Linked DNA regions of Homo sapiens: all the other regions are linked to region 3. A link is a loop called in an ENCODE intact Hi-C map of the cell type or tissue named here. Cell type or tissue: GM12878. All regions are shown on one strand.

Region 1 (2,500 bases), 250 kb before region 3:
TGAAAATAAAGGCTAAGATCTTACGTCTCTGAATCCCACCTGCATACTAATAAAATAAAATTTAAAAACTTTTACAGAGTAGCACTCCAAACAGTTTACATAAATCTGAATTTGTTGAATCATGGAGAATGATAGGCAAAAGCGAATCTCATTGTTTTAAAACTATCATCCAAATCACGAGTGCTTTTCTGAAGCATAGTCATTTAGGAGATTTCTGAGTGTGTGGGATACAAAGAAGAAGAGAAACAGGGATCGACAAGTTACTGAGAATTCACCATTGCAGGCACAGGGGTGCTTTTATGCCTTTTATCCTTTTATAAAATTTATTTAAGGCCAGGCGCAGTGGCTCATGCCTGTAATCCCAGCACTTTGGGAGGCCGAGGCAGGTGGATCACCTGAGGTCAGGAGTTCAAGACCAGGCTCGGCAACATGGTGAAACCCTGTCTCTACTAAAAATACAAAAATTAGCCAGGCGTGGTGGTGGGCGCCTATAATCCCAGCTACTCAGGGGGCTGAGGCAGGAAAGTCACTGGAACCCAGGAGATGGAGATTGTGGTGAGCCGAGATCGTGCCATTGTGCTCCAGCTGAGTAAGAAGAGCAAAACTCCGTTTTAAAAAAAAAAGTATTTTATCAAACTGATGAGAAAACTGAGTATCAGGAGCCTGTACTTTAAGTACCCATGATCCTACAGTTATTTCTAAAAATCCATCTTTTCCACTGGGCACAGTGGCTCACATCTGTAATCCCAGCACTTTGGAAGGCTGAGGCAGGTGCATCACCTGAGATCAGGAGTTCAGACCAGCCTGGCCAACATGGTGAAACCCCATCTCTACTGAAGATACAAAAAATTAGCCAGGTGTGGTGGCAGGCATCTGTAATCCCAGCTACTTGGGAGGCTGAGGCAGGAGAGTTGCTTGAACCCAGGAGGCAGAGGTTGCAGTGAGCCAAGATCGCACCATTGCACCCCAGCCTCGGTGACAGAGTGAGACTCTGTCTCAAAAAATTATAATAAAATAAAATCCATCTTTTCACCATACCATGCTACTTCCATAAATAAACATCTACAAGGCAAAAGGTGCTTGTATAATATTGCATTTAACCCTCAAAACAACCCTTCAAGGTAAGTTCCGTTGTTCCTACTCAGGCTACGTATCCATGTATTGCCCCTCAGCTGCAAATCCACCCTTCTTTTCCCTGCCTTGTGATGCTGGAGCTGTGCCCTGTCAACGTTTCTTCTTTGCCGGCTGGCACAATGTTATATCTTGTCAGTAGAGGGCGCTAGAGAGACACTAGAAGGGGCTGCCCTTTTTTGTTCTGGTGCTTTTCTGCAGAAGTCACCAGCCTCCCAATGAGTTTCACTGATACCCTAATGGGCAGTTTCCAGCTTATGTGCCCCAGTCCCCAGAACCTCTAGAGCCTCTGTGCCATACACTGGGCAATGGCCACACCCTCTCCAATAAGTTCTGAATTTTAGCCTTGGGTTTGGAGGAAGTGCAGGGAGCCTTCTTAGAAGTTTGTCCTTCAGTGAGTGAGTGGCTCAATCCTAGGAGCTGCTCCCTACATCTGTTATAACAAGAGGCATCTGTTATACCTCCATTCTTCAGAGACCTTTCCATGTTTTTACTTGTTAATGATTCTTTTATCTTTCCTTCTTGAGACAGGGTCTCCCTCTGTTGCCCTGGCTGGAGTGCAGTGGCACAATCTCGGCTCACTGCAACCTCAACCTTCTGGGCTCAAGCAATCCTCCCACCTCAGCCTCCGGAATAGCTGGGGCTACAGGCACACACCACCATGTCCGGCATTTTGTTTCTTTCTTTCTTTTTTTTTTTTTTTTTTTTGTAAAGATGGGGTCTCCCTATGTTGCCCAGGCTGCTCTGAAACTCCTGGGCTCAAGCGATCCTCCCACCTTGGCGGCCCAAAGTGCTGGAATTATATGCATGAGCCACTGCACCCAGCCAATGATTCTTAATATTAAATTTTCCCTGTTCAAATTATTGGTGTGGTTTCTGTCTTATGGGACCCTCACTGATACACTACTATATGGATGAGCAAAAAGAAACTCAGATGAGTAGGACATCATCCCTTCCTCAAGTTATTCCTCCAATAAAATGGTTAAAAGCATTCAAAGTATACTATGAGCCAGGCAGGGATTTTATACATTTAATATGTATTCCTTCCTTTTATCCACTGACCCTACTTTATGGAAGAGGAAACTGAGGCATCTCAGTGACTGAAGAATTTTCCCAGATCACATACAGAGTAAACAGAGAAACCAGGATTTGTCTCCAAGATTCTGCAGTGCTGCCCCAAACAACTGGCTGCCCTGAGAGTGAAAGAGGGTCAAGGAAACAGAGGGTATATAGACAGTCTGTCAGGAAGTTTGGAAGAGGAAGAAAGCTAGATTGTTAGCCAAAGAGGTCAACATCTGACCAAAGTTTTTTTAATGGGAGGGGTCATTAAAGATCTTCTAACTCAGTCCTTGAATTATAAACGAGTTGG
Region 2 (2,500 bases), 56 kb before region 3:
ATAGGCGTAAGACTGATGGGGCAGCCAGGTAGGGAGATGGCAGCACTGCCCAGAACAAGGGAAGCCAGTGCTTCCAGTTCAAACTTTTGCCAGCAAGATAGAGAGGAGGAGAGGCAATCTCCATGCTCAACCAACCCTGTCCTCTCTACCTGTTCTGTGCACGTCTCCAGTACTGAATGGAGAAGGAAGCCAGCTCCGCCACCTCCAGAAATTCATGGAGGAGATAATCTATCTATCTCAGTGGTTTCCTGGGGACACAAACTCTCAGGTGAGGGACACCTCAGCCAAACCATAATCCATGTTAATAGCTTTACCTGGCCCTCAGGTAACTTTGATGTTTCACTAAGAAAATTCCGATGTAACAGCACCCCTACCCCCCACTCCAGTGTTTCCACAGCCTCCAGTTTCACCCGGATCCCTCACCATCACTCGGCATCCATGTGTGTTCCTCCTAGGGCTCAGGAAGGTCAGGAAGTTCTTACCTGGATCTGCTGGGAGAGGCACTCATGTGGACACCCGGTTCGGGCGCGCGGCGGTCAGCGGCGTCCACGGCACACCAGCTGCTGGCTACTGCTCACCACGTCTCCCCGCGAGCCTGGCTTTGCAAAGAGGAGAGCCAGTCCCATCTGGAGGAGGGGAGGAGGAGCGCGGAGCCTGAGGACACCCAAACCCGAGCGGCGGGGTCGTGCTGGAGCCCGGCTCCACGCACTCGCGCTGCGCCCGGGCGCGCTGCACCCTCGGAGCCGGGACGGCCGGCTGCGCCCAGGCGGGGCGGGAGCCGCTGGGGCGGGAGGAAGCGGAACTCCCCCGCTCTCCGTGGGCTCGGAGCTCCCACTGTCTCCGAGGCTAGGTGTCACCGCACCGTGTTCCCTCTTTCTCTCTGTACACTAATATTGGCCCCTCCCTGTGCATCTACGTTTCTTCAGTGTCGGCCCTGACTCTACCTCTGTGGTTTCCGCTCCTGTCTCCCGCTCGCCGGTCTTGGTCCCTCTCTCTCCCCTTTCATTCCCCCTCTCTCCTCTCTCCGTCTCTCTCCTCCCCTCACCCTCCCTCTCTGGGTGAAGCCTGCAGCCTGGATTCTCCCGGTATTGCCTCGCTCCAACATTTAGCACTGCAGTGTAACTCGGGGACATACAACCAGACAGTTTCTTTAAAATCAACCTTTAAAATCAGACCATCAAGTTTAGTGCGGAAACCAACGCCAGAAGCGCCGCTGCCTTGCAGCTAGGAGGAGACATTAGCCCATCTGGAAACCAGATTACCGTGTTCCACGGGAAGGTATGGAAAGGGTGTAAGAAGGCAAATGGCAGAGATTAGCAGGAGTGCATAGGTGACCCGGAGGATCTTCACGATGGGGAAGCATCTGGAATGGACTGGACAGTGTTGAAAGCATGGCACTGCAGAACAGGAGGACACCGAGGAGTCATCAGGTTCAAAGCGCTCATTTTGCAGATGAGAAAACTGAAGCTCAGAGAGGTCCATTGGCTGCCCAGGATCACACAGCTAGCTAGGGAAGCAGAGACTTGAGTTACCCCACTGCCAGGGGGCACCCAAGTTCCCAAACCTGGAAAAGAACACGTTTACCTGGGACTGGGTGTTGGGTGGCCCGGGAGGTAGGGTTGTCAGTATAATTTATGCCAAGGGCATCCATGTCTCTGGGAGGTTTCCTGAGCCCATGATGAAAACGCGATCAGCTTATTTATAAGTTCACACCCCACTCTCAGCAGAACCACTTCTAAGCTCTCTCTTCTTCTAGGAAGACCATGAAGAATGAAAACCACCAGAGGTGCCACAGTGCTGATTTTGTTGGCGACCATTCTGAAAACTTGAAAGGGTGAAATGAGAAATCCTTCTTCATTGCTTTCTCCTAGAGACCCAGCTAACAAGATCTGCTTTATAAAACCCCCATTTTCCACTTATTATTTTCCATCCTCCTCTCCATCTTTCATGTCATTCTAACCACTCTCTGACACAGATATTTTTATATTACCCACAAAAGAGACACATTTTCCCCCATTTGCTTCTCACACCTACACTAAAATACTACCTGGTGGTGTCAGCTTATAAATCAAAAGATATTTCTCACTGGAAGACTGCCGAGGGGGTGGTAGCATTAATTTTCCTTTCCCAGAAGATGTTATTATCTCTGGCAGAGTCTTCTCCCTCCCAAATGCCCTTCCCTCGGGCATTCACTGGACTCCTCTGGAACTGCTTCTCAGGGCACCCTCTCTCCAGCTCCTTCGCACTAGGTGATTTCCAATATTTTCCATGCACTCATACACTCTTTTGGGAAGTCGTGATAACCTATTCCACAATTATGTGCACTCAGGTAACTCAGAGAATAATGAAATCTCCCTTGCAGTTATACTATTAATCAAGAAGAGTTCTTAGTCAAATTGTGGCCTTTGAGAAGCAGATTGCCGACTAAGAATTTGAACTCCGGGGCTGAAAATGAGAATGTTGGCCTGTATCATCTCCAGGCCTCCTAGCTCCCTGAATC
Region 3 (2,500 bases):
AGACCTGGATGTTCAAGTCCTCCCACTTGCTGGAGCTGCTGTTACCTTTAAGATTTAATTAAAAGTGGTTCAAAAATCTCTATCCCCTCTGCAGCGGAAAAGGCGTCCTCCTGACAATATCACCGCAGTCTCTCAGTCCCTAGATCCTACCTGTGCTGAATTCTTTCTCTCTCTCCTGTTCCCTCCAGAATTTGCTCTCACCTTTCGTGAACGAATCACCCCCACTGGACACCCCCACATCTTGTCATCTCGTCACTCCCTAATTGCTGCCACCTCCAGGCTCTGTGTTAAGCAGACATTTCTGAAGGGACGGGCAACAGACAGAAGTAACATCATTCTGCTGCTCAGTAAACGACTTCAGACTGAATATTACGCATTCCAGTTTTTAAATTCCCCTTGAGTCATTTCTGCCACCAGAGGGGTTTTACTGACTTCCTTTCTGATTGGCTTAGTCACTAACTCCTCGCAATGCCTCTGGCCCTTTCCCCCCAACCTCTCTTCCATTCCTTGCTAGTCAGATTGCCCCATCCCCTAAAATTCCTATATCTTTTTAGGCAGAGAGATTTAACTACCTCTTATCCGTTGCCAGCCATGCCCTAAGGCTTAAGGGACATCTTTTCACAATTCAGCAAGGCGTTTTGCTAAACCTGTGCGGTTTAATACTTTAAATTTAATGAAAATTAAATACAATTTAAAATTCAATTCTCTGATCACCCTTGCCATATTTCACGTGCTCAATGGTCACCTATGGCTAGGGACCACTGTGCTGGATAGTGTAGACAGCAGAGTTCTACTGGACAGCTAAACCCAAATTCATTTCTTCCCTAAGGGACTGTCACTGGCTATTCACTGACACTTTTTCCTGCCTAATTCCTTAATGTGGATTGAGCCCTTACGCTGTGTAAGGCACTTTTCCCGCGTTGTCGCCCGGCAGCCGCCTAACAGTTCTCTAAAGCGGGCAGCGCTCTCCGCCTGGCTCAGGGGAGGAGCCCGAAGTCCGCAGCCGGAGCCGCGGTGGTGTCCCCTCCACCAAGCCAGAAGCCCGGGCCGTGACAGTGTATCACACAAGGCAAGTAGCAAGGAGGGAATGGCTTCGTCAACCACGTGTCATGTGATCGTTCCATTAAACTTGAGGAGGGGTTTTCTTAGTCGCAACGGTTCAGTCCCCAAAGTAAGGTCACTGTAAAGGAAGCTCAAAGACTTTTTTTCCAGAGGATGGAATGCACGCTTTGCTGGGATGGATGCCGCCGCTTCCGGCGGCTGGTAAGGCCCAAAGGCGTGTGGAGGGAGAGGGCTCCTTTGAGGGCAACCAGCAGTAAAAGGAGGCAGGCGGCGAAAGTGCTCCGAATTCCTCCCACGCCGCTCCTGCTCTCCGCTCTGCAGCGCAGCCAGCCAGGCCGCCGCCGCCCCTGCTGCCTGGGAGAGCCGGCGCTTGGGCAGGTGGGGACGCCCCTGACCCGCTTCCCTCGGCGCCCGGGGGGCGGCCGGGTTGGGCGACCGCGCCACCTGCTGGCCTCTTCCCGTGCTGCCGCCTGCCCCTGGGCGCCTCCGTCCCTGCCCGCTGCGCCACAGCACACCGGGAAGTCGTTAGATGCAGGTTCTTGGGCCTCACCCCAGGCTTCCTGAACCAAAAACTCTCTAGGTGGGTCTTGGCAGTCGAGTCTGAACAAGACCCTCGGGTGATCCTGATGCACGCTAAAGCTTGGACATCAATGATGTGGAAATCACCCAACTCCACCATTTATTCATTAAGTCAAGTTTTTCTTTTGTTTTGTTTTGTTCAGAAAGAATCAGATAGGAGCAATCAGGGTGTTGCAAGTCCTGATTACACAGAGACATTAGTCACATTTCATGCATCTCCAGTCATCATGTTCTATCTGCCCTCCAAACGGAGGAACAGGGAAGGGTTATCCCACCTGACAGTTCATTAAGTCAAGTATTAATGAGCATCTTCCAAACAATATGGAAATAAAGGAAGCAAAACAGACATGATCCCTCCCCCCTCCCTCCCCAACACACACATAGTTAGAATGTAGAATGGCTTACGTTATCGTCACATTTCTGTGCAATAGGAAAGGGAAGCATTACAATTACCCTTATTTTACAGACAGGAAGCTAGCCTGGAATCACACATGTGGTAAACAACTAGGTCAAGTTCAAAGCTTAGGGATTTTTGTTTGTTTGTTTTTAAGACTGACAGGAGCACCAATCTCAGGTCATCTGCATGTCAAATCAATCAATCAATGTCAAACCAGGTTAATCTTCATGTCAAAGGCTGAACTTATTTACCAAACTACACACCACCAACTTTTCTAGATTGACTTGTGGTTTTAGAGTGAAGAAGAAGGGAGAGGAGAAATCTCTCCAAATCAAGACAACTCCCTCTCCCTCATATCAGACTGAAACTTCTTATACTGCCTTAAAATTGCTGGCATCATTCCTGAAAGCTAGCATTTAGGCTTCCTTTCCAATTATTATCCTACTGTAACAGTTGCCTAGC

The links. Hi-C counts contacts between places; a loop is a spot of excess contacts. Peaks named below come from ENCODE experiments on the same cell type or tissue, not always from the same donor. Only the 100,000 strongest peaks of a DNase experiment are listed, where the experiment ranks them.
Region 1: it touches region 3 in a loop (3-fold over the local background); 5 of 110 quality-filtered maps call a loop at or near these places.
Region 2: it touches region 3 in a loop (6-fold over the local background); 36 of 110 quality-filtered maps call a loop at or near these places.

Annotation. Positions count from the first base shown.
Region 1 is chr11:123,553,865-123,556,364 of GRCh38, reverse strand. The region is part of intron 2 of GRAMD1B (GRAM domain containing 1B); the gene reads right to left. Among named protein-coding and RNA genes, the nearest start is that of SCN3B, 100 kb to the left of the region's middle. In GM12878, a CTCF peak has its summit at 1,275 (motif pointing right); no DNase peak of the experiment used is centred here.
Region 2 is chr11:123,356,782-123,359,281 of GRCh38, reverse strand. It overlaps a transcript of GRAMD1B not described here. Among named protein-coding and RNA genes, the nearest start is that of MIR4493, 23 kb to the left of the region's middle. RefSeq lists a silencer at 646-755 and an enhancer at 956-1,185. In GM12878, a CTCF peak has its summit at 1,222; DNase peaks (open chromatin) are centred at 981 and 1,171; H3K4me3 peaks cover 1,745 bases; H3K27ac peaks cover 750 bases.
Region 3 is chr11:123,300,813-123,303,312 of GRCh38, reverse strand. LOC124900305 (U8 small nucleolar RNA) reads right to left here and starts at 1,923; the gene lies at 1,790-1,923. RefSeq lists a silencer at 1,257-1,616. In GM12878, a CTCF peak has its summit at 1,526 (motif pointing left); DNase peaks (open chromatin) are centred at 382, 1,101, 1,513, 1,802 and 1 weaker place; H3K4me3 peaks cover 1,935 bases; H3K27ac peaks cover 1,490 bases.